4 separate regions of the Mus musculus genome follow, and regions 1, 2 and 3 are each linked to region 4. A link is a loop called in an ENCODE intact Hi-C map of the cell type or tissue named here. Cell type or tissue: left cerebral cortex. All regions are shown on one strand. Links, peaks and the distances in the headings refer to the core of each region. The heading gives the core; the rest is flanking DNA. Region 1 overlaps Baz1b (bromodomain adjacent to zinc finger domain, 1B). Region 2 holds the start of Abhd11 (abhydrolase domain containing 11). Region 3 holds the start of Baz1b (bromodomain adjacent to zinc finger domain, 1B). Region 4 holds the start of Vps37d (vacuolar protein sorting 37D).

The links. Hi-C counts contacts between places; a loop is a spot of excess contacts. Peaks named below come from ENCODE experiments on the same cell type or tissue, not always from the same donor. Only the 100,000 strongest peaks of a DNase experiment are listed, where the experiment ranks them.
Region 1: a loop joins it to region 4, with 3 times the contacts of the local background. A loop is called at or near these places in 4 of 42 quality-filtered maps.
Region 2: it touches region 4 in a loop (4-fold over the local background); 13 of 42 quality-filtered maps call a loop at or near these places.
Region 3: it touches region 4 in a loop (2.4-fold over the local background); 4 of 42 quality-filtered maps call a loop at or near these places.

Annotation. Positions count from the first base shown.
Region 1 is chr5:135,189,127-135,196,608 of GRCm38, forward strand. Baz1b (bromodomain adjacent to zinc finger domain, 1B) reads left to right here. Exons shown (of 19, transcript NM_011714.2): 2 at 7,346-7,462. Among named protein-coding and RNA genes, the nearest start is that of Baz1b, 5.5 kb to the left of the region's middle. In left cerebral cortex, for the core only: CTCF peaks have their summits at 351, 1,584 (motif pointing right) and 2,743 (motif pointing left); a DNase peak (open chromatin) is centred at 2,732; H3K4me3 peaks cover 483 bases.
Region 2 is chr5:135,005,212-135,012,693 of GRCm38, forward strand. Abhd11 (abhydrolase domain containing 11) reads left to right here and starts at 4,088. Exons shown (of 6, transcript NM_145215.2): 1 at 4,088-4,628; 2 at 4,771-4,906; 3 at 5,676-5,849; 4 at 5,999-6,169; 5 at 6,273-6,454; 6 at 6,676-6,964. The coding sequence starts at 4,501. The coding sequence ends at 6,808. It overlaps Abhd11os (abhydrolase domain containing 11, opposite strand), which reads right to left. Exons shown (of 4, transcript NR_026688.1): 3 at 7,219-7,339; 4 at 6,911-7,121. It also overlaps the pseudogene Rps29-ps. In left cerebral cortex, for the core only: CTCF peaks have their summits at 2,872 (motif pointing right), 3,572 and 4,188; DNase peaks (open chromatin) are centred at 3,191, 3,829, 4,490 and 4,651; H3K4me3 peaks cover 2,294 bases; H3K27ac peaks cover 2,002 bases.
Region 3 is chr5:135,180,690-135,188,171 of GRCm38, forward strand. It overlaps Baz1b (bromodomain adjacent to zinc finger domain, 1B), which reads left to right and starts at 6,634. Exons shown (of 19, transcript NM_011714.2): 1 at 6,634-7,067. The coding sequence starts at 6,961. It overlaps Bcl7b (B cell CLL/lymphoma 7B), which reads left to right. Exons shown (of 6, transcript NM_009745.2): 6 at 149-1,163. The coding sequence ends at 241. In left cerebral cortex, for the core only: CTCF peaks have their summits at 3,065, 5,123 (motif pointing right), 6,462 (motif pointing left) and 6,696; DNase peaks (open chromatin) are centred at 2,746, 6,210, 6,441, 7,093 and 1 more place; H3K4me3 peaks cover 1,930 bases; H3K27ac peaks cover 2,734 bases.
Region 4 is chr5:135,075,575-135,083,044 of GRCm38, forward strand. It overlaps Vps37d (vacuolar protein sorting 37D), which reads right to left and starts at 2,692. Exons shown (of 4, transcript NM_001199677.1): 1 at 2,488-2,692; 2 at 884-1,055. The coding sequence starts at 2,625. In left cerebral cortex, for the core only: CTCF peaks have their summits at 307 (motif pointing left), 2,766 (motif pointing right) and 2,974; DNase peaks (open chromatin) are centred at 1,817, 2,184, 2,751 and 3,057; H3K4me3 peaks cover 1,887 bases; H3K27ac peaks cover 766 bases.

The sequences.
Region 1 (7,482 bases), core at 81-5,080, 110 kb after region 4:
CCCTGCACTATTAGTAAGCTCCATCCTGGGCCCTCTGGTTTTTTATTTTGAGTCAGGGCATCATTAAAATTGCTGAGACTGGCTGGGAACTCACCATGTGGCTTAGGCAGGCCTTGAACTTTTGGTTCTCCTGCTTTAGCCTCCCTAGTATCTGGGATTAATAGACCTCAGGACCAGCCAGTACAGCTTCAGCCCTTCTAGCATCAGTTCTGAAAGGCAGTGTCCACCTACAGAGATTATTTTCCACCTTTTAATTTTGTCTGTATAGATGTTTCCCTGCCTATGTGTCTATGGAGCACTGTGTGTCTGGAGCACCCTGGAGGCCAGATTTGGATTGTGAGCTACTGTGAGGGTGCTGGGGATTGAACCCAGGTTCTGTGCACTTAACCTCACTGTTGACTCTAAGCCCCAGTTGGGTTTTTGTTTTTGTTTTCTCTTTCTTTCAGTAGGGTCTCACTGTGTGGCTCTGTCAAGGATGGAACATTTTGTAGAGCAGATTGGCCTGAAACTTAAAGATCTGCCATTCCATACCTGTTCTAAGTTCTGAGATGAAAGGGTTCTTGCAGCACCATGCCTGGCCTCCATGTAGGTGTTTGCTTATGTATGCTTATGGCATTTCTGAGCTGAAAAGGGTCTTAGAGGTGGTCCAGATTTCCTGTCTGCTTGCCCAGTGGGCCCAAGGGAATTGAAGTCGGTATGTTTAAAGTTCATGGACTCTTGTGTATAAATGATGAATGTTGGGATTACAATCCAGTGCTCTTTCAAGGATGTCACTGTAAATAAATGAAGGGAAGAACAGGAACTGTGGTACAGGATGGGGCCCAGGGCCCTGCATGTGCTCTGCAGGCTCTGACACACACCATGTTGCCTTTGAGCTCCTGAATCCTGCGACAGCCTCCCAAGTGAAGAGTTTCTGGGTTCTAGGGTCATAGTCATGTGCCACCATGCCACACATCCTCCTTTGCTTTTAACTGAATCAAAACTTTTTTTCTTTTAAAGATTTATATATTTTATGGACATGAGTGTTTTGCCTACATTTATATGTGTGAACCTTCTGTGTGCCTATACATGGTTTCCACATGTGTTAGCTGAGAACTGAACCTAGCTCCACAGCAAGTGCTCTTAACTGTTGAGCCACCCCCACACTTTTATTGAGATATTAGTCTACTCTGTGTCAGTTTGTGTTATAATTAGATGATATAAGGTGTATTTAGTTCTATGAAGTACATTATTCTAAAGGTACCATACTTGCTTTTAAAACTATTTTCATGATGTCAGTAGAGTAAAACTTACTCCTGGGACTCTGACATAGTCTCCTTACATGTCAGTTATCTATGTATCTATCTACTTACTTATTTATTTAGGCAGGGTGTCACTATGCAACCTTGACTGGCCAAGTCCAGACTGGTTTAAACTCCGAGGTTTGCTATCCTTGGTATCATGGTACCATACCCAGCTGATTCTTTGACCTATTGATGGTCATACTAATATTATCAGAGGTAAGTCTTTTTTTTTTTTAAGATTTATTTATTATTATATATAACTACACTGTAGCTGCTTCAGACACACCAGAAGAGGGAGTCAGATTTCATTACGGATGGTTGTGAGCCACCATGTGGTTGCTGGGATTTGAATTCAGGTCCTTTGTAAGAGCAGTCAGTGCTCTTACCTGTTGAGCCATCTCACCAGCCCCAGAGGTAAGTCTGAGACATTTGAAACATAGCCAGCTAATTTAGAATTATTAACAAAGGCATTGTTTATTATTTATTTATTGTCTGGAGGTGGGTTGGGTGTATATGCTTTGATGCACATTGTGGAGCAAGCAGGCACCATCATAGTACTGTTTCCCTAATCTTGCAAACATTTTCTTAATGAAAACTGAAACCTGAACCATTTTAAATGGTATACATTTAATAGACATTTGTTTAGAATTTCCTCTACCAGTATTTAGGACTTTTAGATAAATGAATTATTTTTTAAAAGATGATATTTAGAGGAAATTGCTCTCCTGGAAATTCCCAGAAGCAGGGAGCATATTGAGAGTAGTTTTGAGTTCTGGACCGTGTGGCTGGCTGGTTGGCATGTTTCATTATGAGTGGTTCCATAGAGGATAGCAGATGTATGGTTGAGCAACAGCTGTATTGGAAGTATCACCACTCCTCAATTTATATTTAGGGTTATACATATATATATTTAAAAGATTCATTTATTTATTATATTTAAGTACACTGTAGCTGTCTTCAGACACTCCAGAAGAGGGCATCAGATTTCATTATGGATGGTTATGAGCCACCATGTGGTTGCTGGGATTTGAACTCGGGACCTTTGGAAGAGCAGTCGGCACTCTTAACCACTGAGCCATCTCACCAGCTCTTAGGGTTATATTTTAATAAGAGTAATTTTCTCCTCATTTTGACTGCATGTTTAGCTATAACAACTTTTTCTATTTTAACTTAAAGCCGTGAGTATGTTCTTAAAAGGTACCTTGTATGCCTTCATTGAATTAATTGACAGTGGAAGCTTACTGGCCGCTTATGGCTGTAATCCCTGCATTCCAAAGCTAAGGCAGGAGGAAAGGGGGCTTTAGGCCAGCCTGGCTACAAGGGAGACCTTTTCTCAAAAACAGAAGGGCTGGAGAGATGGCAGTGTTAAGAGCACTACCATAGGTCTACCATAGAAACCCCGGATTGCAGGCTCAAAACCTGTAAATCCAGCTCCAAGGGAGCATAATGCCCTCTTCTGGCTTCTGTGGGTACTACACATACATGGCATGCTTCATTCACAGACACCAGCACACTCAAAATTTTTTAATAAGATTCATTTTATTTTATGTATATGAATATACTGTAGCTGTCTTCAGACTCACTAGAAGAGGGCATCAGATCCCATTACAGATGTTTATTAGCCACCATGTGGTTTCTGGGAATTGAACTCAGGACCTCTAGAAGAGCAATCAGTGCTCTTAACTGCTGAGCCATCATCTCTCCAGCCCCCCAATTTTTTTTTTCAAGATTTATTTATTTGGTGTATGTGAGTACACTTTCACTGTCTTAGGGCAGACCGGAAGAGAGCATCAGATCCCATTACAGATGGTTGTGAGCCACCATGTGGTTGCTGGGAATTGAATTCAGACCTCCGAAAGAGCAGTCAGTGAGTGCTTATAACCTCTGAGCCATCTCTCCGGCCCCAAAATTTTTAATCTTAAAAGAAGGAAACTGGAAGTTTCAGATAATACACGAATTTAATGATTGTATGTTTTCACTATCATAGGTTATCAATTGCACTTTACCTTTGTACCTATGGATAGTCTTCCGTAGGGGTAGTACCATAGGCAAGACACTTACTAGAATAACATTAATTGATTAGAGTCAGGTTGGTGTATATTTTTGGTTGCTGTTGCTTTTATGTGTCTGAGTGTTTATGGACATAAATGTGTGTATGGTAACCATGGAGATAAGAAGAAAGGGTTGGATCCCCTGGGACTGTAGTTACAGACAGTTTCAAGCTTCCATGTGAGTGCTAGAAATTGAAACCAGATCCTCCTTGAGAGTGGCCAGTGCTCTTCAACATTGAGCCATTTCTCCAGCCCTGTTTGTTTTGAGACAGGGTCTCACTGTGTCTGGCCTTGCAGAGATCCATCTACCTCTGCCTCCCAAATGCATGTGCCACCATGTCTAGCCCTCCACTCTGTTTTTTGTTTTGTTTTGTTTTGGTGTTTGTTTGTTTTTGAGAACCCCCAGCAATCCTCCTGCCCTGCCTCACTATTGCTGGGATTAAAAGCATTTGCCACCACTGACTCAGCTGGAGTTATGGTCTGGCTTATGGAACCCAGGCTGGCTTTTACTTGATTTTGACCGTTGTGACTGGCCTGGAGCTTTTAGGCAGCCCCTCCAGCTTTAGCCTCCAACAGCTTTTGATATTTGGTCATAAGATCTGTTAAGTAAAACTGGGTTTCAAAAGAAGCAGGAGCTGGAGCTAGCGACAGCCTAATGTAGACTCATGCTTTTGTTGTGTGCATCAGTAGTCATGTGTGCTCAAGTTTAGAAACAACTGTTTTAGGAACTTTGTAGTATGCTCTGGGAACTCTTATATGGTTTACTGAGGGGCCATTATTTGTACAGTAAATCTGGCTCTAAACAGACTGAGTAGAGCATGTTTGAAGAGTTGGGTAGCTGTAAATAGTGTTAACTTATAGTTCTGAATATTTTTTTTAAGCCAGGATTTCTTGAACCCTGGTTGTCCTGGAACATGCCTGATAGGCCTGGCTAGCCTCAAACTCAAGAGATCTGCCTCCAAGTGCTGGGATTAAAGTTGTGGGTCACCAATCCTGATTTTGAATAAATCTTTAAAAACTTAAAAAAACAATTACTTTATCTGTGTTTTGTTGGCATATATATCTGTGCACCATGTACATGTCTGGTGCCCTCAGATGCCAGAAGAGAAGAGGTTACATCTCCCGGAACTAGCGTTAAGGATGTTTGTGAGCCACTATATAGGTGCTGGGAATAAAATCCAGATTACCTGGAAGAGCAGCCAGTGCTCTTAACCACTGAGCCGTCTCTTCAGATCCCCAAATTGTTGTTTTGGTAGGGTTTGTTTAATTATAGCCCCTGCTGGTTTCAAACTTTCTGTGTGGCCCAGGCTAGCTTTCAACATGGGGCAGTCTTCCTGCTTCTCCCTCCCATATATTGAAATTACAAATGTATGACTTAATACATGATCCCAGATTACAGTTGATCATTGGCACTGTGATCCAAAGAGAGAAAAGATAGAATTAAAAAGCAAATCTGAGAGTTGGCGCTATTAGAACTCTTAGGATTATTGTTCTGTTTGTTTGTGACAGGGTCCAGCCTCAGGATTGGTGGGATTGTAAGTGTGTGCTACCACGCCCATCTTTAGTTGCATGTTTTGTTTTTGTTTTTGAGCAATTAATGTGTATGGGGATTTCTCCTGCGTGTATGTATGTATGTATGTATGTGCACCAAACCACATGCATGTCTAGTGTCTGGATGTCAGAGAGAGCATCAGATTTCCTGGAGCACTACAGATGGTTGTGAATGAGTTCCGGCAACAGAACATAGGCTCTCTGTAGCAACATTAGGTGGTCTTAACCACAGAGCTCTCTCTCCAGCCCTTTTACTTTAAGTATTTTACTTTACTACTTAAGTCTTCATATGCTGTTGGACCACTTTTCAGACTTTCAGTGTCTTGGTTAGTGTTTTGTTGCTGTAATGACACCATGACCACAGCAGCGCTTATCAAAGAGAACATTTAATTGGGGCTACTTACAGTTTGAGAGGTTTAATCCATTGTCATGGTGGGAAATATGGCAGGAATAAGGTGGCAAGCAAACAGTAACATTTCTGCATCCAGATCTGGAGGCAACAGGAAGAGAGGACTCTGGGATTGGCTTGTGGTTTTTGAAGCCCCAAAGCCCACCTCCTTGACCCTTTATCCTACAAATCTACACCTACCACCGACTCTTACTACATCTCAGGTAGTTACGCACTAATGACCAAGCATCAAATGTATCGCCCTCTTGAGACCATTCTCAATTAAACCACAGTCAGGTACTTTTGAAAGAAACCAGCCTTATTAGGTTGAAGAGAATAAAGCAGTATATTGTGGTAAGGAGAAAAGTTCTTGGAGTCAAGAAAAGTAAGTGTATAATGATATAGTCAAGGACTTGAAAGTACCTGATTAGTTATAGATTGCTTAACCTTTTGAGAATTGCTTTGACATTTTGTCTCGATTACATGTGCAGCAGTTGCTGAGACAGAAGCACCTCAGTTGACATTTTCTGTGAGTGGTTACTTGTAGTGACTGACTTCTGGTGACCTAAAATCTAAAACAGAATCGGGGCTGCTGACTCAATACCCTTTAACAGGCTAACCCCTACCCCCACCCCCTTTTGTTTTGTTTTTGCTTTTTGAGGCAGGATTTCATTTGGCCCAAGCTAGTCTCAAACTCCTTGTGTAACTGAGGATGACCTGGAACTCCTGATCTTCCTGCCCTTGCCTCCTAGGTTCTGGGATTATAGGTGATGCCACAACTGACTTTAAATACGTTGAGCCAAGATGAAACATGTGTGGAACATACGGGGATTGGCAGGTGACTCTAGTTGCAGCTCAGTTTTCTTTCTTGTATAGCATCTGTTACTATTGGTACACAGAAGTAAACTAGTTGCTTGTTATTTGAATTTGAGTATGCCTGCCTGCCAGTGAGTTCCAGTTGGGATGGCAGGAATTTGCCATAGTAAGGCACTAGTGTCGTGTCTTCTCCCGTCTCACTCAGGAAGACTGAACAACTACTAAATGCTTTGTGAGTTCAGTGTTATCAGGGCCAACATGAAGACTGGAATAAATAGTTTATCAAAGCTAGGTTTTAGGTTAGGTGTTCATGCATTTGACTGACTGACTTTGAATTGTGATACCGGCTTAAGCAGATGCCCTACTGCATGACAGTCCCAGCTTGGAATTTGTTTTTCAAGCCTTAGGAAGGAACAGGTGTTTCCAAGGTAGATAGAAAGGCTGGTGGTAAAGAGTCACTAGTCTGAATTTATCTCAAACTTTGATGTAGTCATCTTAACTGTAGACTGATATATTTTTTTTTAATAGCCCTGGCTGTCCTGGAACTCACTTTGTAGACCAGGCTGGCCTGGAACTCAGAAATCCACCTGCCTCTGCCTCCCAAGAGCTGGGATTGAAGGTGTGTGCCACTACCGCCCAGCCTGTAGACAGATTTTTTAAAATGTTATTAGGTTTATTTATCTCATTTTGTATGTAAAAATGAATGTTTTGTGTGTGTGTGTGTGTGTGTGTGTAAGTAAGTGTGTGAGTGCATGTACCATGTTAGTACCTGGTATCTGAAGTGGTCCAAAGGAGGTACTGAATCTCCTGGAATTGGTGTTACAGGTGGTTGTGAGTTACCATGAGGGTGTTCCTTGGAAGAGCAGCAAGTGCTCTTAACTGATGAGCTCTTACTCCTGAGCCCCTGTGGAATGATTCTTAAACTATTTGGCTATCTAAGCTGTGTTAGTTTCACTTAATCTTAGTCCGTATTCCTGTTGGGTATGGTTGTACAGCTTCATCTACAGAGTTCCAGGGCTGTAGAGAGAAACTCGGTCTTGAAAAACAACAACAACAAAAATGTGACCAGTTATTATCATTCTTCAATTATGATATACTTTGGATTTATGACTAAATAGACTTCATTTTTATTTTCTCTTGTTCTACCTTAAAGAAAAGATAGTTGGGCATTTTTCTATAATATAGATATGTCTTTTCTGAGTATATGTTGGGTGTTTTGTTGCTTGAATATTGTTTTCCTGAGCCACTGCTGACAGAGAGTATGAAGCCCGCCTGGAAAGATACAGTGAACGCATTTGGACGTGTAAGAGTACAGGAAGCAGTCAGCTAACACACAAGGAGGCCTGGGAAGAGGAACAGGAAGTTGCTGAGCTGTGAGTATCAGAAGCCTTCC
Region 2 (7,482 bases), core at 838-5,837, 70 kb before region 4:
TTAACAGGGCAAGGACTCCACCACTGAGCTGTATTCTTTTGTTTTTGTTTGCTTGATTGATTGTTCGAGACAGGGTCTCTATAAGCCTGACTATCCAGGAATTTCCTTTGTAGACCCGAGACCCGATGTGCACTGTGCACATTCAGTACCCCTGGAAGCCAGAAGAGAGCATTGGATCCCTGGAACTGGAGTTAGTGACAGTTGTGAGCTGCTATGTGGGTGCTTAGAAATGAAGCCAGTTCCTCTGGAAGAGCAGTCAGAACTTGCATCTGCTGGGCCATCGCCCCAGCCCCTTGGAGGTCCTTTAGTAGACTTAAATTATAGTCAAATCCTTTGTGAATGTGGGCTAGAAATGAGTAGTGTCAGGCTGAGTATGGTGGCACATGCCTTTTGTCTCAGGGATGCAGAGGCAGGAGGATCTCTGAGTTGGAGGCCAACCTAGTCTATGGAGCTAGTTCCAGGGCAGCCAGGGCTACACAGAGAAACCCTGTCTGGAAAATAAAAGTTAAAGTGTGGATGCTTGGTGAGAGAGACAGCAGTTAACATTGTATCCTAAAACAGGGCGAGGCTTGGTGGCTCAGGTCTATAATTCCTGTTATCCATGGGGCTAAGTGAGAGGGCCAGATGTTCAAGGCCAGTATGGGTTGATTAGTAAGACTCTGTCTCAAAGTCAAAGGTAAAAAGAGGGCTAGGAGGCCCTAAGTTCAATCCTTGGTACCATTCAAAAATAAAGGATATGATTTAGTGGCTGCACTTGCAGAGGACCTAGGTTTGATTCTTAGCACCAACATGGTGGCTCACGGTCATAATTCCAGTCCCAGGAGATCTGATGTCCTATTCTGGTACATTCAGGCACCAGACAGGCATGTGGTACACAGACATGCATGTAGGCCAAACACATATACACATCCCATAAAATACAGCAAAATATATTTAAAGGGCACAGGATCGCAGGAGGAAGAAAAGCCACATGCTCTCTGTCATACGCAAATCTAGCCAATAAAATATGTAGATATGCAACATATGTACACGTGAGAACCAGAGGAACATAAATGGGAGTGGGGTGGGGTGGTGGTGGCATACGCTTTTAATCCCAAAACACAGGAGGCAGGTGGATCTCTGAGTTTGAAGCCAGCATGGTCTACAGAGTGAGTTCTAGGACAGCCAGGGCTACACAGAGAAATCCTATCTCAAAAAACCAAAAAGAAGAAGAAGGAGAAGAAAGAAAGAAAGAAAGAAAGAAAGAAAGAAAGAAAGAAGGGAGGGAGGGAGGGAGGGAGGGAGGGAGGGAGGGAGGGAGGGAGGGAGGGAGGGAGGGAGGGAGGGAGGGCATGCCTTTTCCCTCCTTGGGCGTCTGAAGGCAAGGTGGGTCACCAGCAGCTCTACCTGGAGTCACCCACGGAAGGTCAGCCAGGGTTCCCGCTCTTGCTGTATCTGCTCTAACCACCACGGTCTGATCCACAAATACGGGCTGAACATGTGCCGCCAGTGCTTCTGTCAGTACTCAAAGGACATAGGCGTCATTAAGTTGGACTAAGCGACCTTGAATGGATTGTTCGACTAACTACCAAGTGGAACCGATCATGCTAGTCTTTGTGCACAAAGAATAAAAATGTGAAGAACTTAAGAAAGAAAGAAAGAAAGAAAGAAAGAAAGAAAGAAAGAAAGAAAGAAAGAAAGAAAGAGCATGCAAATATAGGTCACAAGAAAGGACTGAATGCAGGCACTGGACACAAAAACTGGAAGAGGATACAAAGATAACTGTTTTCTAGTTCTAACTCTGTCACGGATCTTTAGGTTTTGATAGTGAATAAGTGCAGAAAGCATATTTTTTGATACTGAAAGTATAAAATGTATTGTGTGAGAGGGATTTGCTTATTTATAAATCACTTTATAACACAGCGTTTATTCAATAGATAACCATAGAAAGATAATCTAAGGCAGGCAGGTGTGGTGATGCAGGCTTGGACACTCAGTGTGGATCATGCAACAGGATCATGCATAAGCTCTGGACCGACACACACATGTGAGGGCACCTTGGGTTGCATACTGATATCCTGTCTCAAAACAGAACAAAAACAATCAAAAAGGAACATCTGGGGTTCCAGAATCTGGGAGATGGAGGCAGGAGGATCAGGAGTTCAAGGCCAGCCTAGGATACATAAGATCTTGTCTAAAATCAAGCAAAACAAACAAACAACAACCATAAACCAGTTGTCAGGTGTAGGCACGTATCTTTGATCTCAGCACTCTGGAGACAGAGGCAAATGAATCTCTGTGAGCTTGAGGCCAGCCTGGTCTACATAGTGAGTTCCAGGGCAGTCAGAGCTGTATAATAAAGAGACCCTGTCTCAAAACCAAGACAGGTTGGAGACTCAGGAATTAAGAGCACATGATGTTCTTGCTGGAGTATGGTCCCCAGGACCCACAGGGTGGCTCACAACCACCTGCAATTCCAGTTCCAGGAGATCCTATGCCCTCCTCTCAACTCTGAAGGCACAAGGTACAGGCGTGGTACACAGACATACATTCAAGCAAACACTCAGACACATAAAGCAAAATAAATAAATCTGTGTGTGTGTGTGTGTGTGTGTGTGTGTGTGTGTCTAGGCAACTAGTGGCACCGAAGGCCACCAGCGCTGACAAAGAACAAAAGGGACCTAAGAGCCAGAGGCTTGGTGCCCGGCTGAGGATGCTGGGAAGGACTCTGGAGGGTTTGAAGTGCTACTTCAGTAACAAGGAGTCCTGAAGGCGCCCCAGCAGATGTGTTTGCTATGACCAAACCAGCTCCGGAACTGCTAAAGGATGGACCGCAGCAGAAGAGGGCTGCGGGGACTTTCCCTAGACTATGAGGGGAGACAGCAGGGGGCAGGCTTTCTGGGGGAAATGGGTGCAGAATGCGGTGCAGTCTGGGCAGAGGGTTGCCACTCTCTGCTAATGGCGGGTTGTTAATGAGGGCTCTTTCTTCCTTCCTTTTTTCTTTTTTGAGACAGAGTTTTTCTATGCATTTCTAGATGTTCTTGGACTCTTATATACAAGGCTGGCCTTGAACTCATAGAGAACCGCTTGCCTCTGCCACCAATGTGTGGGATTAAAATTGTAGCCACTACACCTGGCCCGGAGCCATCTCTATTCAGTGCAGGTAACTACAGTACAAATCCCTGGCTAAGGGTTTAATCCTGGTTTTTCAAATTGACCTGGACCAGGAACGGAAGACTGGACTAAGACTCTGGTTCTGCCTGTTGGCCCAATCCTTTGCCCTTTCTGCACCTCAGTTAATCGATTAAGTGAGGAGATCGAGCGAAAGCCCCTTCCTCCTAGGTGTTTCCTGTGAGGAGACAGAGAGACAAAGCACTCGTGCTCTGGGGAGCCTGACAGGGCTCCCAACTACGGAGCAAGGCGCCAGAGAGCTGGCGGGAGCTGGAACAAGAATCACTCCTGGCGCCTCCTGACCATGCCGGAGGCACAGAGAGCATGGTACCCACCCAGGGCGGTGCCTGAGGACAGAGGAGCAGGCCAGGTGGGGTCCGCTCGCCAGCCGAGAAAGGACTTCTCAGTTTGCTAGGGACACGCCCCACACTTGCGCCTCGAACTGAGGACCTCTGATCGCCAGTAGGGAAACACTAGAAGACTAAGAAGCTCTTAAAAGAAGAGGCGTGGCCTACGACGTTGTCAAGGGGTTCAGGGAAGTGTGCACAGAACCCGGCAGGATTACGTAATGGCGCAAAAGCCGGTGCCACAATCGGGTAGCTCCGCCCAAGGCGTGGTCAAGGAGTCCAATTCCGGGAGCTAGAGCAGTTTAAAATGTTGCGAAACCGTGCAAGGGCCTCTTACAGCCCCGCCTACGATAGGGCGTGGCCAAGGAACTGAACTCGCAGATGCATGCAAAGTGGGAATTACGTAATGATGCAGGAGGCGGTCCCAGAGTCCCCGGTGGCTCCGCAAGGTGTGGCTAAGAAGCCTACGTCCGGGTGCCTGGCAGTGGCTACGACGGTTGAGTGACGGTGCGAAGAACAAGCCAGTTGGTGACCCCGTCCAGGGCGTGGCAGGGGCTCACAGATCTAAAGGGGATTGTATATTGTCCCAGAGGAGGGACCAGTCCCACGTAGCGCTTCCCTGGTCCTGGTCGGGAACTGGTCTCTAAGCGGCTCACAGCGTCTGTAGGAATTGCGTAGTGGCGCAAGGGGGCAGGGCTAGCGCTGTATGGCTACGCCCAGCCTGTTACCAAGCCAGCTAGTCCTACAGACCAGGCTCAAAGTGGCTGCAGGAAATGTGTAACGTGCAAGGGCTGGGGTCGTCTAGCGGCTGCGTCCAAGAAGCTTCTGCTTTGGGAGGGGGCTGAACTGACTCCGGGAATACATTAGACCACGTGGCCTAAAGTGGCGCCTCGATGGGGGGGGGGCGGGGGAAAAGGCGGAGCCCTAGTTGGAATAGACAGGGCTCTGAAAGGCGGAGCGTGCGCAGGACAGCCCTAGGAAGCACACTTTGCGGGCTGTGGGCATGCTCCGCTGGGCGCGAGCGTGGAGGGTCCCCCGTGGGGTACTCGGTGCCTCCTCTCCCAGGCGTTTGGCGGTTCCTGTCACGTTCTGTAGCAGCCGCAGTAGTGGCCAAGAAAACGCCGATCTGAGGTCAGCCAAGGGCACTGGGAGGGTTGTTCTCCACTGGTCCACTTCGCACGCGGCTTAGCTGGCCCCGCCTCTCCTTTGGCCTCGCCCCTTTTTTCTTTCACTCTCTCCTCCCCCTTACTCCATGGTGGCCCCCACCTTCCAGGCCGCTGCCGCTGTCTTATAATCTTCTAGATGGAGACGCGACACTCCCAGCCATCGTCTTTTTGCATGGGCTCTTCGGCAGCAAAACCAACTTCAACTCCCTCGCCAAGGCAATGGTTCAGAGGACTGGCCGGAGGGTGAGCTTCCGGATGGGGCGGTGCATGGGTGGGCGGGGGCTAAGGGGTAAGGCTGAGGGCAGTGGACCTAGTTTCAATCACTCAGGTCTGGGCTCTTGGTGACCTGAAAATGGAAAGTTTCAGTGCCCAGTAAACCGTAAAACATCTATGAAGAGGCCTGGTCCTGTAAGATGCCCCACAGTTAGTCCATTTATGTTACTGAGACATAACAGGTCTCTTTGTCAGGTCCCAAAGAAACTTGGGACAATTTTGTGGCACCTACTAGCATGCCAAAGCACACTCTAGCCTCCTGGCTTACTCAGTACGAGTGGCAGCTCTCTGCTCTTGTTACCCCCGACCCCTTACTATAAACCTTTCCAGTCCAGAGGCTTCCCGTCCCCCAGCGTCTCTTTCCTGTTAACCCAGCCATTTAAGCCATTTGCTCCCTGACTACTCTGATCCTCCTTTGGTCTGCATGCCCTCTCTCCTTGGCACCTGAAGTTCTCATTTGATCTCCACATGTACACCATGGCACGTGCTTGCGAAGATATAACTTGCGCACATGCATACATGTGTGTATATAATAAAGCAACTAAGGAAGTTGCTCAATATTAACCTCTGCACGTGCGCATGCGCGCGCGCACACACACACACACACACACACACACACACACATACACACACATACTTATGTCTCCAGACTTCTCTCCCTAGCTGCTCTGTGGACCCTATCAGGCTTTTCGTTGTCTGTAGTCAAAGTAACACCATTCCTGTTTCACCCCCATCGCAGGTGCTGACGGTGGATGCCCGGAACCACGGTGACAGCCCCCACAGTCCAGACGCAAGCTATGAGGCCATGAGTCAGGACCTTCAGGGCCTCCTTCCACAGCTGGGTCTGGTGCCCTGCGTCCTCGTTGGCCACAGCATGGGAGGAAAGACAGCCATGCTCCTGGCACTGCAGAGGGTAAGCTACACCTATCTGGGTCCTCTTAATGCACTCTAAGCCCATTGATAACGTGGGACTCATCCACACTTTGGATGGCCAGGTCCAGAAACTCTGCTGGCGGCTCAGAGTTTGTCTGGGACCTGCTCTGGTCTGATTCTGTCTCCCAGCCAGATGTTGTGGAACGATTGGTTGTTGTAGACATAAGCCCGGTAGGAACCACACCTGGATCACACATTGGAGCCTTCATAGCAGCCATGAAGGCTGTTGAGATCCCAGAGAAGGTGCCGCACTCCCAAGCCCGAAAACTGGCGGATAAGCAGCTTAGTTCGGTTGTCAAGGTGACGCACGCCCCCCCCCCCTTTCCCCATGGTGTGTGTCAGAGGAAAAGTGGTGGGTGGGCCTCACAGGGAGCCCCTTCACAGCTGCCAGGTCTCCCCACAGGAAGCGGGCATTCGGCAGTTCCTGCTCACTAACCTGGTAGAGGTGGGTGGGCGATTCTCCTGGAGACTGAACTTGGATACGTTAGCTCAGCACTTGGACAAGATAATGACCTTTCCTCAGCAACGTGAACCCTACTCGGGGCCAACTCTCTTCCTGCTTGGTGGAAATTCTACATATGTACAGTAAGCCGGTGTGGGACCATAGGAAGGGGCATGCTTTGCCCACCACCAGCTATGGGAGCCTGCGTGGGCTAGGGGAGGCGGGGTATCTGGGAGCCTGGCAATACCACTGCGCATGAAGGCTCATGCACATCTCTCTCTCCTGTTCTCTCTCTCTCCCTTTCTCCCTCTCCCCACACCTCTCCATTGTCTTCCCTCTCCATTGGCTTCACTATGGCGGCCAGACCCAGCCACCACTCAGAGATTAGGCGACTCTTCCCTCAAGCCCAGATTCAGACCGTGCCTAACGCTGGCCACTGGGTCCACAGCGACAAACCCCAAGACTTCATGGATGCTGTCACCAGCTTCTTGGCTTAAGAAGTAGCTCCTTGGAAGAGCAGCCAGGGGACTCTAGGCTTGGGATCTGTGCCATCTTGCTTCTGCACAGAAAAACTCAGGGGCACGGAGAGGGTCCAGGAGTACAGAAGTGGCCCAACACTTTTAATGAATAAAGACAGTTCCCCTTTAAGCCCTGGATCCGTTTTCACCACCGTCGCCCCCACTGACCCCGGGAGAGTTGAATCCAGGAACTTCTGCCCGGGCTTGTGTTCTCGTGTGTTCCCAGGGTGCCTCTGGGCTCTCCCTGCAGCTGACTCCGCACCCGCTCTCGAACCATATGCTGCATGTCTTCCTGGGCACGGGAGAGAGAGCAGGTCCGAGGCAATCCCTGGGGACGGAGGGGCGGAGGGGCGTCTTCCAAGACTCCCGACTCAGAGGCTCCACCCTACCTCCCAGGCCTCCACCTCCTGTTTCAGCTTCAGTTTCTCCTGCAGGACCTCCAGCAGCTGAGCCTCCACTGTGCGCAGCCTGGCTCGACAGGAGTCCAGCTCCTCTTCCACCGCGCGCTTCCTACAGGCAGTGGGGGATGGGGGTGGGGGTGTTCCAGTGGCTGTCTTCTGGAAATATCTGGAGCCCCCTTCCTCTCCTCTAGTAGGAGTGAGTCCCCACTTCCCCCTCCTCCACCCCACCCCCACCCCCAGAGTTTCTCTCAC
Region 3 (7,482 bases), core at 2,458-7,457, 110 kb after region 4:
AGTCTGCTGGGAAAACAGTCACTGGTTCTAGAATAGGGGCAGGGTTTGGTCACCTAAAAGCAGGCAGAGGGCAGGCTGCAGGCTGCAGTGTGGTGAATGGGCAGGGCTGCTCGGGGTGGCTCATCACACCCTGTCCTGCTACTTCCAGACCACTGAGGAAGAGGAGGACTCTGGTGCTCCGCCCTTGAAGAGATTCTGTGTGGACCAACCTGTAGTACCGCAGACCACGTCGGAAAGCTAGCACCGTCCTGGCCCCTCGCCTCCTGGCCCCTGCCTCTATTTATTGCATTCTGGTCTGGCCGAGCTCTGATGCTGGGGTCCGGGCAAGCACTAGGGTCCAGAGCCTGTGCGTGGGAGCCCTCTGGGCTAGAAGGCTGATGGAGGGCGTGGGGTCGTCGCACCATCTTCTTGTTCCTGACACTTGTGTCTGCTTGCTCTTGAGCAAAGGAGCGCTCACATCTTTTCTGTAGCCCAAGTAGGCCAGAGCATCAGGGTTCATTTCTCACCTCCAGAACCACTGCACGGAGCTGCTGGCGCCGCCACGGGGAGAAAGGTGTGGAAGGCGCCCACCTGAGAGAAGAGTGCCTAGGATTACTTGAATTGAATGGAGACTGTGGAGTATGGACTTTGCCACAGGGCCAGGCCCTGCAGGCTGCTGCTGGGAGAGGGACTGACCGGTAGAGATGTGGAGAACACCGGAGAGAGGCTCTTCCGGGACGGAGGGGCTTTCGCCACCTTTGGGCAGAAGACCCATGGGAGATGCATCCTGTGCCTGAGGCAGACCTGCCTCTGTTGGATGCCCCAGCTGCTCCCAGCCCTGTGCCTGCCAGAACCTTCTGCTGCATCCTCACACTCACTAAGCACACCTGAAGCTTTCTATTCACCCGTCCTTTCATTCCAACGTCCCCACCTCCTCCTGCAGAAAACCCCAGCCATGATTGGAGGTTCTGACCACAGTACCTGCCCCAGTACTCCTTCAGCTCAGACTTTCTAGAAAGTTCCTTTTTCTTTAAAATCTGCATGTTTAATTAAACTTTATGATTTTATTTTTTGTCTGAAAAAAGAAAAGTTTAAGAAAATGGAAATGGGTAACAGCAAGTGAAGACCTATTTTAGCACTGAATAGAGTATTTTTAAAATTAAACTTTGAAATATGTCTTGTTAGTACTTGACAGCTTCTTTCTACAAAGTTATGGGAGCTGAGTTGGGTGGGTGAGTGGTTGTGACAGCATCCTGTCCACTGGATGCCCTTTCAAATGTAAATGCTTTCAAGGCTGCCCGGCCTGGAATGCCAGCCCTCAAGAGCCTGAGGCGGGAGAATCTGGAGGTTTGGACTCGGCTTTCTGAGAAAACCCTGCCTCAGGAAAATAGACAAAGAAAATAGGCTTGAGAAAATGGTGCAGTGGGTAAAGCGTTTTACCTGGGGAGAGTGAGGACGATTTCCAGCCCCACCTAGGTAAGGCCAGATAGAGGACTGCCGTCCATTATCCCTGTGTTCCTATGTGAGGTGGGAGTCAGAAACAGACTTCCTGGGAGCTCAAGGGCCAGCTAACCTGGACTACACAGATGACCAAATGACAGTGGAAGGCAAGGACCAAACTTGAGGTGATCTTTTGACCTCCATATGAACCCTGGTACACGTGCTGACACTCATGTGAACACCCGTCATACGTGAGGATCTAGTGTATGTATGTATGTATGTATGTATGTATGTGCATGCATAAGTTCTATACATCCATTCCTAGGCAGGAGAGAGAGGTGGCTTGGTGGTTACAGGCAGCACGTACTGCTCTTACAGACGATCTGAGCTGAGTTCCCAGCACCTGCAGCATGGTTCATGACCAGAGGGGTTCTACCTTCCATACCACTTGAAACAAGGCACACTAGTGTACTTGTGGCACTGGAGATGGGTAGGCAGGAAGACCAGGGTCAGCCCTAACATGGTGGCACATGCCTTTAATCTCAGCACTTGAGAGGTAGAGGCAGGAGAATTTCTGTGAATTCAAGGCTGGTCTACATAGTTCTAGGTCAGCCAGAGCTACACTCTGACTCAAGAAAAAAGAAAGAAAGAAAAGAAAAGTTTAGGATGATCCTTTAGGCCAGCCTAGATTCCAAAGGACCCTGTCTCACAAACGAAGAAGGAACTGGAAACTCAGTTCCGCAGTTGAGAGCACTCCTTTAGAGCGGACTCGGGTTCAATTCCCAGAACCCACATGGATGCTAACAATGAAGGGTAACTTCAGTCCCAGGAGCTATGACATCTGCTTGTGGCCTCTGAGAGCGTGGCACACCTGTAGTGCAGTCATAAACAGAGACTAAACACTCATCCACATAAATAGTAAAACTTGGCCGGGCATAGTGGCATGCACCTTTAATCCTAGCACTAGAGAGGCAAAAAGCAAGTGACTGTGGGTTTGAGGCCCTGGTCTACAGAGTTCCAGGGCAGCCAGAGCTACATCTTGGAACTCTCTCAAAAGTAAATAAGATAATAACAAAAGATTCAGCTTGGTCATGTAGCTTTAAATGGCGCTTTTCCCGGCAGGAAACCAGCGACTGCTAACTGGGGAGCAGACACAGGAGGAGGTCTGTAGAGGATCCCTAGAAACTGCTGGCTTCAATCTCTGTCCTTTAGTATTAATTTGTTTATTCAAATGGGACAGAGCCTACATGGAATGAGTAATCATGCTAAAATTATGATTTACAAAGAAAAAAAAATAGTTGCACTGGGGGTGTAGCTCAGCTGGTAGAGAGAGCTTGCCTCTCATTCGAGAAGCCTCGAGTTGGACAGAGGCCCTGAACAGCAGAAATGGGGCAGCACACCACACCTGTGAGCCAGGCTCTGGGTGGCGAAACCAGAAGATGAGAGGTTTAAGGTCATTTTCACAGCTTTACAGTAAGACAGGCCAGCCTGGCTTGAAAGAGATCCTGCCTCAAAAACAAATCCAAAGCCTTGAGTTGTGCATTCTGTCAGAGGTGGGGGAGGGACTCAAAGGCCTGCCCCTCCCTGGGAATCTAGGAGAGTCAAAGCTGCTGGGAGAGGGAGCAGCATCTTCAGTGGTGTGGTGGCCTGTACATAAGCCCTCATCCATGCTCCTGCTAGGGGGCAGCACAAAACGCATTCTTTCTCTCTCACTCTCTCCGCCCCCTCCCCTCCCCCCCCCCCCCCCCAGAAAAACAAACAAGGGGCTGGTTAAGAGGACTGTTTGCTCTTCAGAGGTCATGAGTTCAATTCCCAGCAACCACATGGTGGCTCACAACCATTGGTAATTAGTTCAGGACATCAAAAGGAGGTTAAGAAAAAAAAGAAAAAGAAAAACAAAAAGAAAAAAAACAAAAAACAAAAAGCAAACCCTCAAAGATAACAATAACAAAACCAACAAGACAAAACATGAAGCAAAATAATAATAATACCAAAAATAATACCAAAAACAACAAAATATGAAAGTAGGTCCCTGTAGTGGTACATGGGAGGCAGAGGCAGGGAGATTTCTGAGTTTGAGGCCAGCCTGGTCTACAGAGTGAGTTCCAGGACAGCCAGGGGCACACACAGAATCCCTGTCTCGGAAAACCAAAAACAAACCAAACCAAACCAAAATTAAAATAACAAACAAACAAACCAGGCCAGGCAGTTAATACCAGCACTTGGGAGGCAGAGACAGGAAGATTTCTGAGTTTGAGGCCAGTCTGGTCTACAGAGTGAGTTCTAGAACAGCCAGGGCTACACAGAGAAGCCCTGTCTCAAAAGAAATACACACACACACACACACACACACACATATACATATTTATTATGAAAATGTTTGATGAACTCATTATTACACAAATACATATAAACAATATATGCTTTTTTTTTTTTTTTTTTTTTTTTTGAGACAGGACTTCTCTGTATAGCCCTCGCTGTTCAGGAACTCACTTTGTAGTCTCAGCACTAGTTAGCAGAAGGGACCAGGAGGAACACAAGCAGAAGTTCTCAGCTGTACCTCTCATGAGGAAGTGAAGATCAGCGAAGAGTGGATACTAACAAGCATTGCTCAGCCGGCTATCCCAGCAAGCAAGCTCAGCCTCTGTTATTGTCTGTTGAGTCCTTTGAGTTTTTTGGTGTATTTCTCTCTATGGAGTCCTGACAAATGTAGCCCAACTACAAAATATAAGGTGGACCGATACATGTGTGTCATTAGTGAAGAATCCTTCATCATATGTCCTTTCACAAGCTTGCAGAACATTCTTTCTCACATGTCTGCTTCAGTGAAACATTCCTTCACATGTTTGCCCCAGCAAAACACCATCCAACACAACTGGCTTTCCAAAGAACCCTCAAATTCCCACTTCAGATGGGTGTGCTTAGAACAATTGGAAGAAAAGATTCAGAAGGCAATGAGCAATCCAAGGTACAGAGGAGAGGTGGATGCAGCTAGGAGACTGAGGCAGGAGGCCTGTGGTTTGAGGCTGGCCTGGCTACATGGCATGAACCTGTCTCACAAAACCAGGATGGCAGTGCCAGGTGGTTCTGTCCCGGCCCAGTAAGCGCATTTTTCTTTACCTTCCCTTTTTTCTTTCATTTCTCCTTTCCTTCTTTTGCTTCCTGTCCCTACTCCACCCCCTTTATGATAGGCCATAGTCCTGCCTGACAAGTTGCCTCTCCTTCCCAGTGCTGGCATTCTGATCTTCACGACCACCTAGTATCAGATCCTCAACTCTCCAGCTTTTACTATTATTTTCTTGTGTGTGTGTCTGTGTGTGAATGTATGTTTTGCCTGTGTGTCTGTGCCCTACATGTGTACAGTGCCCAAGGAGACCAGAAGAGAGTGTCAGATCCTCTGGGACTGAACTTACAGATTGTTGTGAGCCACCATGTGGGTGCTGGGACTCAAACTCTAGTTCCCAGCAAGAGTAGCCAGTACTCTTAATTTTGAGTCATATCTCTGGCCCCAACGTTTATTTATTTATACATACATATCCTTTAATAGGATTTTAATTAATGAACTATACATTTAAATTTATTATTGTTATTGTTGGTTTCAGAGTCTCACTATGTACTTATTTATGTGAAGAGGTGGGGGTGGAGTGGGGGTGTGAAGGCATGCCCACATGCCTTCAGAGACCAAAAGAGGGCGCTAGAGCGTCTTTGACCTTTTGAACTGGAGTTAGTAATGGTTGAGAGCCATTGCATGTGGATGCTGGAATCCAACTCAGGTCTTCTGCAAGAGCAGTATGTGTTAACCTTAAGCCATCCCTTTAGGCCCATCTTTTTTAATAGTACATTTATTTTTATTTTAAATTATGTGTATGGGGGGGGTATGTATACAGGGTTGCAAGAATCTACTGCTCTGGAGTCACAGGCGATTGTGATCCTCCAACACAAAAACTGTGAATCAGACCCAGAATCTCTGGAAGAACTCTTAATTGCATGCGGAGTCACTTCTCCAGCCCCATGAGCTTAATACATATGTTTTCTAACATAGCTTTATTTATTTATTGTTATAGGGATTTGCTATTCAGCCTGTAAGACTGTAGCCCAGGTTAGTCACAAACTCACTTAGGACCGTCCAGCTTCAAAAACCTGCATCACTTAGTTGCACTATATACACACACACATATATATATATACACACACATATATATGAATGAATATAGTCTTTTACATATGTACATACAGAAAACCTTCTTTATTATTCTTCCGTTTATTTTACTTTCAAGATTTATTTTTAAATTGTGTATGTGTGCACACGTGGTGGGGGATGTTACGTGCACGTGAGTACGTGCACCTGAGGAGGCAAGAGGAATGGGAACTCCTGGAGCTGCAGCCGGAGGCAGGTTCCAGCTACCCGATGTGGGAGCTAAGAATTGAACTTGGGTCCTCTGAACGAGTACAAGATCTTAGCCCCTGAGTCTGCTCTGCGGCTCTTCCTCCACATATTTTTAAAGAAAGTTCTTCATTATCCTTCCCTGTAGTCCTTAAAAAACAGGCTGTTAATCTCCATTTCTCAATTACAGTGATGCCGCGTCGGGGAAGGTTGGGGTCCTAGTCGCCCCAATGCGGAACTTCAGTTTGGAGAGGGCCTGAGTTACTTCCCGCCCAGTACAGCTCCACCCGCGCATCCCCGGGCGTGGCCGAGCGCGGCCCCTTTAAGAAGGGGGGCGGAGCGCGAGTGGAAAGACAAAGCCCCTGGCCGCGCGCTCCCCCTCCCCCCTCCGGCGCAGCACACGGACAGTGAGTGCCCGGATGTCGGTGTCGCCGTCGGTGACAGATGGCGCAATGTCTGTATCAGTGACAGGGCTTTTTGCTCTGACCTCTTTGAGTCTTCCGCTTTTCGTCCTCCCCCTCCTACTGCTGTCCCATTACTTTTGAAGTCCGCCACTGGAGGCCCGCACGCCCGTCCCCGGCTCTTACATAACGTGACCTTTCACCTTTTCAGACTGCCCTCTGCTGCGCTGCAACTCAACTTCGCGGCTGGAGCCCAGGGGGCGGGACTCGACCTCGGAGCGGCAGCCTCTCTGAGCCAATAGGCTGCGAAGGCCGACGAGCCCTCCGCCTATCGGAGCCTCCGCCCCAGGGCGCCACGGAGAAGCAAGTTAGTCTGTGCGCTGGCCCGGCAGCGGGGGGGAGGAAGGGAATCTCCCGCCATTTTTCAATAATTTCCTCCCGTGCCCGCTGGAGAGGAGTCGTGACTGGCGGCCGCCGCGGCGGAGATCGGCGTGAGGTGAAAGGCGCCGGAAGGGGCGAGGAGAATCTCTCCGTTTTCTCCCCTCGAGGCGTCCCCCTGGCTTCCATGGCCGTGGCGCGGTCCCGCCAGCTCTGAGGGAAGCCGGAGTTCGCGCCGCCCTCTCACCCCTCCCCTCCCCCATCGCCCCGGGAGCCAGGCGCCTCGCTCGCTCGCTCGCCCCGGGGCTGCCGGGGCCTAGCGCTGCGCAGCAGAGCGGCCGAGCCTTCGGCGCTCCGTCCCCTGCCGGCGCCGCCGCGATGGCGCCGCTGCTGGGCCGCAAGCCCTTCCCGCTGGTGAAACCGCTGCCCGGAGAGGAGCCGCTCTTCACCATCCCGCACACTCAGGAGGCCTTCCGCACCCGGGAGTATCCTTTCTCCGCGCGCGGTGTGGACGCTCGGCCGCGGCTGCGCAGGGCGAGGGATGGAGATGGCGAGATGCGAATGGGCCGCGCGCGGCTCGCGGGGCAGCTGTCACCGCACGGGGCCGTCCGCGGGCCGTGATGCCCGGGGCCCTGCTTTACCCGGGCTTGGGAGCTCCGCGGCGAGATCCCTCCGGGCCGTCTCCAGCCGTCCTTCCCGGAACCGCGCGCCTCCATCCCTTTTCCCCTTACTTTGTCCCCGGGGCCTCGGTGGTGATCGCAACACCAATCCCCTCCTCCCCAACTTGGCTTCGGGCCCTAAATGACTAGGGAGGGTAGCCGGGTTCCCTTTGCGCATTTTATTTCTCTCTCCTTTCATAGAAATGAAACCGTCAAGTTTAAGTTTTTGAAATTGTACCGG
Region 4 (7,470 bases), core at 1-5,000:
GGTGTCAGAGCCTGGCATTACAGACAGCTGTGAGCTGTTCTGTGGGTCTGGGGGTTTGAACCCAGGTCCTCTGGAGGCAGTCAGTGCCTTCAAATGCGGAGCCATCTCTCCAGCCTTTTGATGTTAGGTTTTTTTTAAACTGTTTTAAATAACATTTTTACTTTGTGTTCTTGTGTGTATGTGGGTGGGCACACACATACCACTCAAGAGTTGTAGAGGTCAGAGGTCAATTTCTAGGCGCTGGTCTTTTCCCCTTCCACCTTGTAGGTCCTGGGAAGCAAACTCAAGCTTGCCACCTAGTGTCATTACTTAGTGAACCATCCTCAGCCTTGATGAGATTTTGTTGTTGGCTTTTGGTTTGTTTTTCGTTTTTGTTTTTGTTTTTGAGATAGGGTCTTGGGTAGCCCAGGCTGGCCTCAAACTCACTCTAGCCAAGGCTGGCCTTGAACTACTGATCCTCCGGTGTCTGCCTCCCAAGTGGTGGGACTATATGCATATGTCACCATGCCTGGCTTGGGTCTCCTTTCTTCTACTGCCCAGGGTCTCTTCAACACAACCGTTTGTTTTTGTTTTGATGCAGAGTCTCCCCTCAAGACACAGAGCAGTCTGATCAAGACCTCCTACATAACCTAGGGCTGGTCTTGAAGTTTTGTGATCCTCCTGCCTCTGCCTCCCAAATCCTGGGATTACACACAATGGGGGACCCAGCCCAGTTCTCCATGCCTGCTTCCTCCACAGGTCAACACCTCACTCTTCCAGGAGGCCAAAACCAACTCCCTTCACACTTTGTCCAGGAGTAGGTGTGTCCCAGTCCCACCCTTAAGAACTTGGCACGAATTAAGGCCAACCCCGCCCCAAGCAGGTCTCCTGGGCCGCCCCTCACCCAGTCTCTGCAGTTTGTCTGCGCAGTTCTCAGCCACCTCTCGAAGCTCTTGGTACTTGATGGCCAGGGCTGTCCGACCCATCTCCAGGCGGGGCCGCAAGGCCAGGTTCTCCTTGGCCAGCGCGTAGTTAGAGGCCAAGCAGGCATCCCGTTCCAGCTGCAGACCCTGGAACTGCGGTGGACGAGAGCTAAGAGGCCTGGGCTCAGACTGCCCAGGGTCACCTGAAGTCCACCCTTGCACAACACCCACCACAGGCCTGGCCAAAGGCACCCCGGAGCCCCCAACCTGCAAGGGTGACAGGACCAACAGGTGGAGGGACCAGGCTTTGCCTTGCATCTTTTCTTTGGGCCCCAGTTTCTACTACAATTAAAAACAAAACAAAACATAAACAAAACAAAACAAAACAAAAAACCCGCCTAGCTCACCGAGCTGTTGTGAGACTTAAGTGAACCAAACTATGAAGGCCTCTACAAATGTTAGTTAATTTTTAATTTTTCAATTAATATGTCTGCTTAGGTCCCGGAGGGCTCCCCCCTCCCTCCTCTGTCCCATTTTCTCCGCTTGGACAGCTTGCCTCTCATACCAGGCCTTTGTCTCGCTTCCTCCTCAGGTGTTTGTGTGGAAAGCATCCCCACCCCCTGTTCTGACTCTTGGGGGAGTGATGTTTTCACCCCGAACCTTCCCAGCAACCCCCACTCAGGTCACCCTCTCATCTCTTCTACCCCCTTGTTGGCCCTCTAGTGGAACCCCACACGCCCCCGCGAACACAACACACACCCCCTTTGCTTCTGTGGTCCCCTGCCCCTGCTAGCTGCTCACCTAGCAGAAGGCAGCACTGGGGCCCTGAAGACGGCTGTTTGAGCCTGTTTCTAGGAGGGCCAAGCCTAGCTCCCCGCCCCTGGAGAATGCGCTCCCTCCATCTGTCCCCTGATCCATGCACAAGCCCCTCCTCGTCTGGCTCCTTGTAACACACACTTTCTCTTTCTGTACCCCCCTCCCGACAGACAACCAGCCCGGGCCTATGTCTCCCGTGAAATATACAACTTTCTCTTATGGTGGCCTACAGAATACAAGCCTCTGTATTCAAAGACCCATACCCAATGGCAGACACAAAGCCCCCTCCCCATCTAATGCATTACTACCCCCCCCCCATTTTCCCAGCTATCCTCCCCACCCCAGGTGTCAAGCAGGCCTTCAGTTCTCCCCCCCCAAACAAGGCGCCTCCCCTTTCTGGCCCTACAGAACGTGGGTGTGCTGAGCCAGGGCCCCCCACAACACAGCTCACCCTCCACCTCCCGCCCCCCAGAACACACCTCCCCGGAGCATCCTCGGGAGGGCACGCCTCGCGGCCATCCCGGGGTGCACGGGTGCATCCCCGGGCGCCCCCCTTCCGCACCACTCGCCCCAGGCTGGATCGGGGCGCCCCCCATCCCCCGGGGGCGGCTCCGCGGGGCCCACTCGGACGTGCCAGGCTCCCATGATCCCGAGGCCTGGCAGCTCCAGGGGGGTGGCCTCCGCTGGCTGGGTCTCCGGGTCCCCGCAGGCCGCAGCCCGACCTCTCCATCCCCCCACACCCTCCTCCTGCCCGCGCCCCCCGCGTTACCTTCCTGCTGAGCCGCACGATCCGGTCCAGCTTGGGCTCATCTTGAAGCAGATCCCGGAGCTGCCCGGTGCTGAGGATCCCAAAGCGCCCCGGGCTGCCGGGCTCCGGCCCCGCCCGCGCCGCCCGGGCCCGGTACATACCGCCCGCCCGCGCCCCCAGCTCGGCTGCTGGCTCGGCCCGATCGGCCCCGCTCCGCCCCGGCTCCGCTCCGGCTCCGCTCCGGGCTCCGGGCTCCGGCTCCAGCTCCAGCTCCGGCCGCGCGCTGCGCTGGCCGCGTTCTGCCACCAGGGGGCGCCTTGACCGCTCTTAAAGGGGCAGCCGCCGCGGCTGGCCAGACTGGGGGTGGGGCAGATAGGGGGCGGGCCGCACCCGGAGATCTCCCGCCGGGGTGTTCCCGAGCCATAGCAAACCTGTCGCTCAAAGCGGGCTCTCTCCCGAAGTCCATCCTCCCACCTATGTCTCGAAATCCAAATATCCTCTCATCTCGCCCCTTCATCCTGCCACGCTTCACCGCGGACCCTCCCACCCCAGGAGCCTACAGTTTGCAAGGTTCTTTCACATCCCCCTCTTTGGATACCTACAGCTCTCTGAGTTGGGCTGGGCGCCAAAGCCCCTGTCTGGCTGCTAACTTGGTCACGTCATTCATATCCTCTGTGCCTCAGTTTTTTTCATCTGTGAAATGGGGGATTTGAAGCACCATGAACGTTGAGATAGCGAATGCTGAGTGCCTTTGGGGCAGGGCAGGTGAATATGTAACTAACTTCCTGAGTTTCTGTTACTTTAGAGATACCGAGGCGTCACAGAGTGTTAGTGGCGCTTAGCCATAGTCTGTGTGTTTACAATGCCCTATATTCCATCCCCAACACCACCAAGAAAATAAATTAATAAAAGGTAATTTACAAAATAAAACAGATTTTAAAAATCTCAAAAGATGACATCACGTTCCTGAAGTCCTATTACTCTGATTGACAATCCTTGTTCCCCATCTACAAGGAGTCCACAGGCTAAGGCACAATCTCATTTAGTGCAACACAGAATGGCAGAGGCAGACGTGGCATAATCCCAGCACTATGATGACTGAGGCAGGGGGATTATCTAGATTTTGATACCAGTCTGGGCTTTATAGAAAGGCTCTGTCCCAAAAATACAGATGGTAGGAGCAAGAGAGATGTGAAATGTTTGTCATACCACAAGGAGGATCCGAGTTCAAGTCCTAGAACACAGGTAAGAAGCCAGACAAACCGGGCGTGATGGTGCACGCCTTTAATCCCAGCACTCAGGAGGCAGAGGCAGGCAGATTTCTGAGTGCGAGGCCAGCCTGGTCTACAGAGTGAGCTCCAGGACAGCCAGGGCTACACAGAGAAACCCTGTCTGGGAAAAACAAAACAACAACAACCAACCAACCAACAAGCATGGTTGTTCAGGTTCTTACTCACAGTACTGCAGAGGTAGCTGGACTCCCGGGGTTCCATGGTCAGCCAGCCTAGCCTGATCTATGAGGTCCAGGCCCTGTCTAAAACCAAACCAACAAACAAAAGCAGTCACAACAGCTGGGTGTTGACCTTTGTTTCCATGTGCATCTTCCCCCTGCCACGTACACATATATAATGAATGTGTTCCCTGTACACACACACACACACCACACACACACACACACACACACACACTCACTCACTCCCCACTATGAAGGCACATGACTGGTTCCAGCCAATCATAAAGACTTATGTGAAGAGGTGACAACTGAATGGGGTTTCAAAGGCTGAATAGGAGTTCTGGAGAAGATTGTAAGTCAAGGCATAGGGACCAAGAGAGCTCAATAAGGCTGTCTCTAATCCAGCTTTATCCTCCTGCCTTAGCTCCCAAGTGTTAAGATGACATGTGCGCACCACCATATCTGCTCTAACTTAGCCATAACTGAAATCCACTCATATGAAAGGACCCTACCTCTGGAAGCTGTCTCTGCCTCCCAGTGCGGGCTCCTGCCTATCCTTTCCTGTGAGTTTGCCATTCTGTTCTCCCTTGACTGTCATCCATAGTCCATCTCTGAGCGCCCTAGTCTGCTTTTTCCAAGCTGGCTATTTATTTCTGGGAGCATTTTAGGGAACTCCTGTCTGCCTCTCCCTTGGCCCTTCCTACGCTGGGCTACTAACCTTCCTCCTTAGCTGTGAGGGAGATGACAGGGAGGGTCCTGCCTTTCTGTTTATTCCTCCTCCTTCCCCCTCTCAAGTCCTAGAGACAGAAGAGATTGCTCAGCAATTAAGAGCATTTGCTACTCTTGCAGAGGACCAGGGTTTGGGACCCAGAATCCACATGGTGGCTCATAGCTGCCTGTAATTTCAGTTCCATGGGGGATCTAATGCCCTCTCCCAGCTTCCTGTGTCACCATGGCTGTGGGTTGAATTCACTCTGGCTGGAATTCACTCTGTAGACCAGGCTAGCTTGGATCTCACAGAGATCTGCCTGCCTCTGTCTCCTGAGTGCTGGGGCTAAAGGCGTACACCACCATCTCTAGCAATAAATATGTCTTTTCTTTTTCTTTTTCTTTTCTGTTTTTTAAAAAAGATCACCAGACCTTCCATGCTTTTCTCCAGAGCTCCATGTCTATCCTAGAAAGATACTTCTGCTTCTCCTGCCCCATTTCCCAGGATGCCCTTTGTGCCTGCCCTTTGTCCCGATTCTCTCTGGCCTCCTGGAAGAGTGTGACCTCTCTTCATTCAGAAGTCAACACAGACAGATGCTGCCTTGATCTGAGGATCACCTCAGCTCTCACTTCTGAGGTGACTGGCTAGCCCCTTAGTCCGTTCTGATGGCTTCTGTCTGACTCGTTCACCTTAGTTTCTGTTTAACCGACTCCCTTTTATCCCCACCCTAGCTCCAGTTTTTAAAATTTGAGGCGGTAGGAATAGAAACAGAGGACTTACCCATACAAAGCAAGTACTCTACTGTTGAGCCACGCCCCTCGATCCTCACTGGGGGATTCTAGGCAGGGGCTCTACCACTGAGCCACGCCCCCAGCCCCTCACTGGGGATTCTAGGCAGGGGCTCTACCACTGAGCCACACCCCTCACTCCTCACTGGGGGATTCTAGGCAGGGGCCCTACCACTGTGTTAGATTTCAGTCTTAGTTTTATTTTATTTTATACACAGGATCTCATCACATAGCCAAGCCTTTCCCTCTGGATTCTGGCATTACAGGTGTAGGCCAGTATGTCCCACTCCACAAGTTTTATACTTGTTTGTGTATTATTTTTGAGCAGAGGAAATATAGATTAAAGAAACGTGAGAAAAAACAAAAAGCTTGGGGGCTTCATGGAGGAATAGCACCATTCCAATTGTTCAAAATATAGTATTCATTTATTTTTATTTTTTAAAATTTTTAAAAAGATTTATTTATTTTATTTATATTGCTGTCTTCAGATACACATCAGAAGAGGGCGTCAGATCCCATTACAGATGGTTGTGAGCCACCATGTGGTTGCTGGGGATTGAACTCAGGACCTCTGGAAGAGCAGTCGATGCTCTTAACCACTGAGCCATCTCTCCAGCTCCATAACTACTTTTAGTATATACATTTTGCCTGTGTGTATGTGTGTACCTCAGCTGCTGTAAACAAGAGCTAGAGACAGTTGTGAGCTGCCACGTGGGTGCTGGGAGCCGAACCCGAGTCCTCTAGAAGAGCAGCCAGCTCTTAACCTCGGAGCCATCTCGCCAGCCCTATTTGTTTTCAGATACAGTCTTGTTAGCTGGCCAAGAACTCCCTAACTTTCCATATAGACCAGGCTGGCTTCAAACTCAGAGAGAGCCTCCTGCCTCTCTGCCTCCCGAGTGCTGGGATTAAAGGCATGCAGCACCACGGCCCCATGACGATGAAAGTCCTGCCTGTGGATAACCTTTCTTGTGTCCTCCATTACCTCAGCCCACCCTGTTAGTCCCCTTACTCCCTTCCCACCACGAAGCAAAGCTAAGGTCATAACCCACGTCCTTACTCCCAGAACCAAATTTTCACACTCCCAAATGATTGGCAGTCCTTTTTGTGGGTAGCATAGTCGGCGCCCAGGCATCTCTTTAGCTATGGGGTGGGCAGAAAGAAAAACTCAGCTAAAGACTGAATGAGGGGCGCACACACCTGTAAATCCCTGCACTCCAGGGGCTGAGGCAGGAAGAGCCTGTGTCCCACTCACGTGGGGCTATACGGGAAGACTCTGCCTCCTAAAGCAAACAAGGGTCTGAGAGATGGTTCAGTGAGGAAAGACTTGTCACCAAGCCTGAGGACATGAGCTGAACCCCAGGAGAGAATCAAGTTCTGAAAGCTGACCCACATATAGCATGTGCATGTACACACACACACATGCATACACACACACATACGCAAACACACACACACACACATATATACACACACAAGCACATACACACACATACACAAACACACAAGCACATACACACACACATACACAAACACACATACACACATATACACACACAAGCACATACACATACACAAACACACATACACATACACACATACATACACACACAGATGGACAGACAGGTGTCTAAGGGCTGGAGGAAAGGGTAGAGTGTTGTTCAAGGTCCATGTGGCCTCTTAATTCCTTAGCTACTGTGTTCCCTTTCCCAAACCCGGCTGAGTTGAACACCATCCATCCCATCACAGAGTGGGGCCGGTGGGGCAGCACATGGCTTTCATCTCAACACCTGGGAAGCAAAGACAGACAGGCAGATCTTTGTGAGTTCAAGGCCAACCGGATCTGCAGAGTGAGTTCCAGACCAGCTAGAGCTACACAACAGGGAGTTCCTGTCTCAAAACAAAACAAACAAAGCAAACACAAATAAACAAACAAACAAAAAAGACATGCCATTGTAAAGAAACAAAAAGAAACAATTTGAAAAGCCCAAAGATGACTGCATCAACTCCACTCTTCAGCTATTTTCTTTGGTACTTTCTGTATACTGATTATCTCT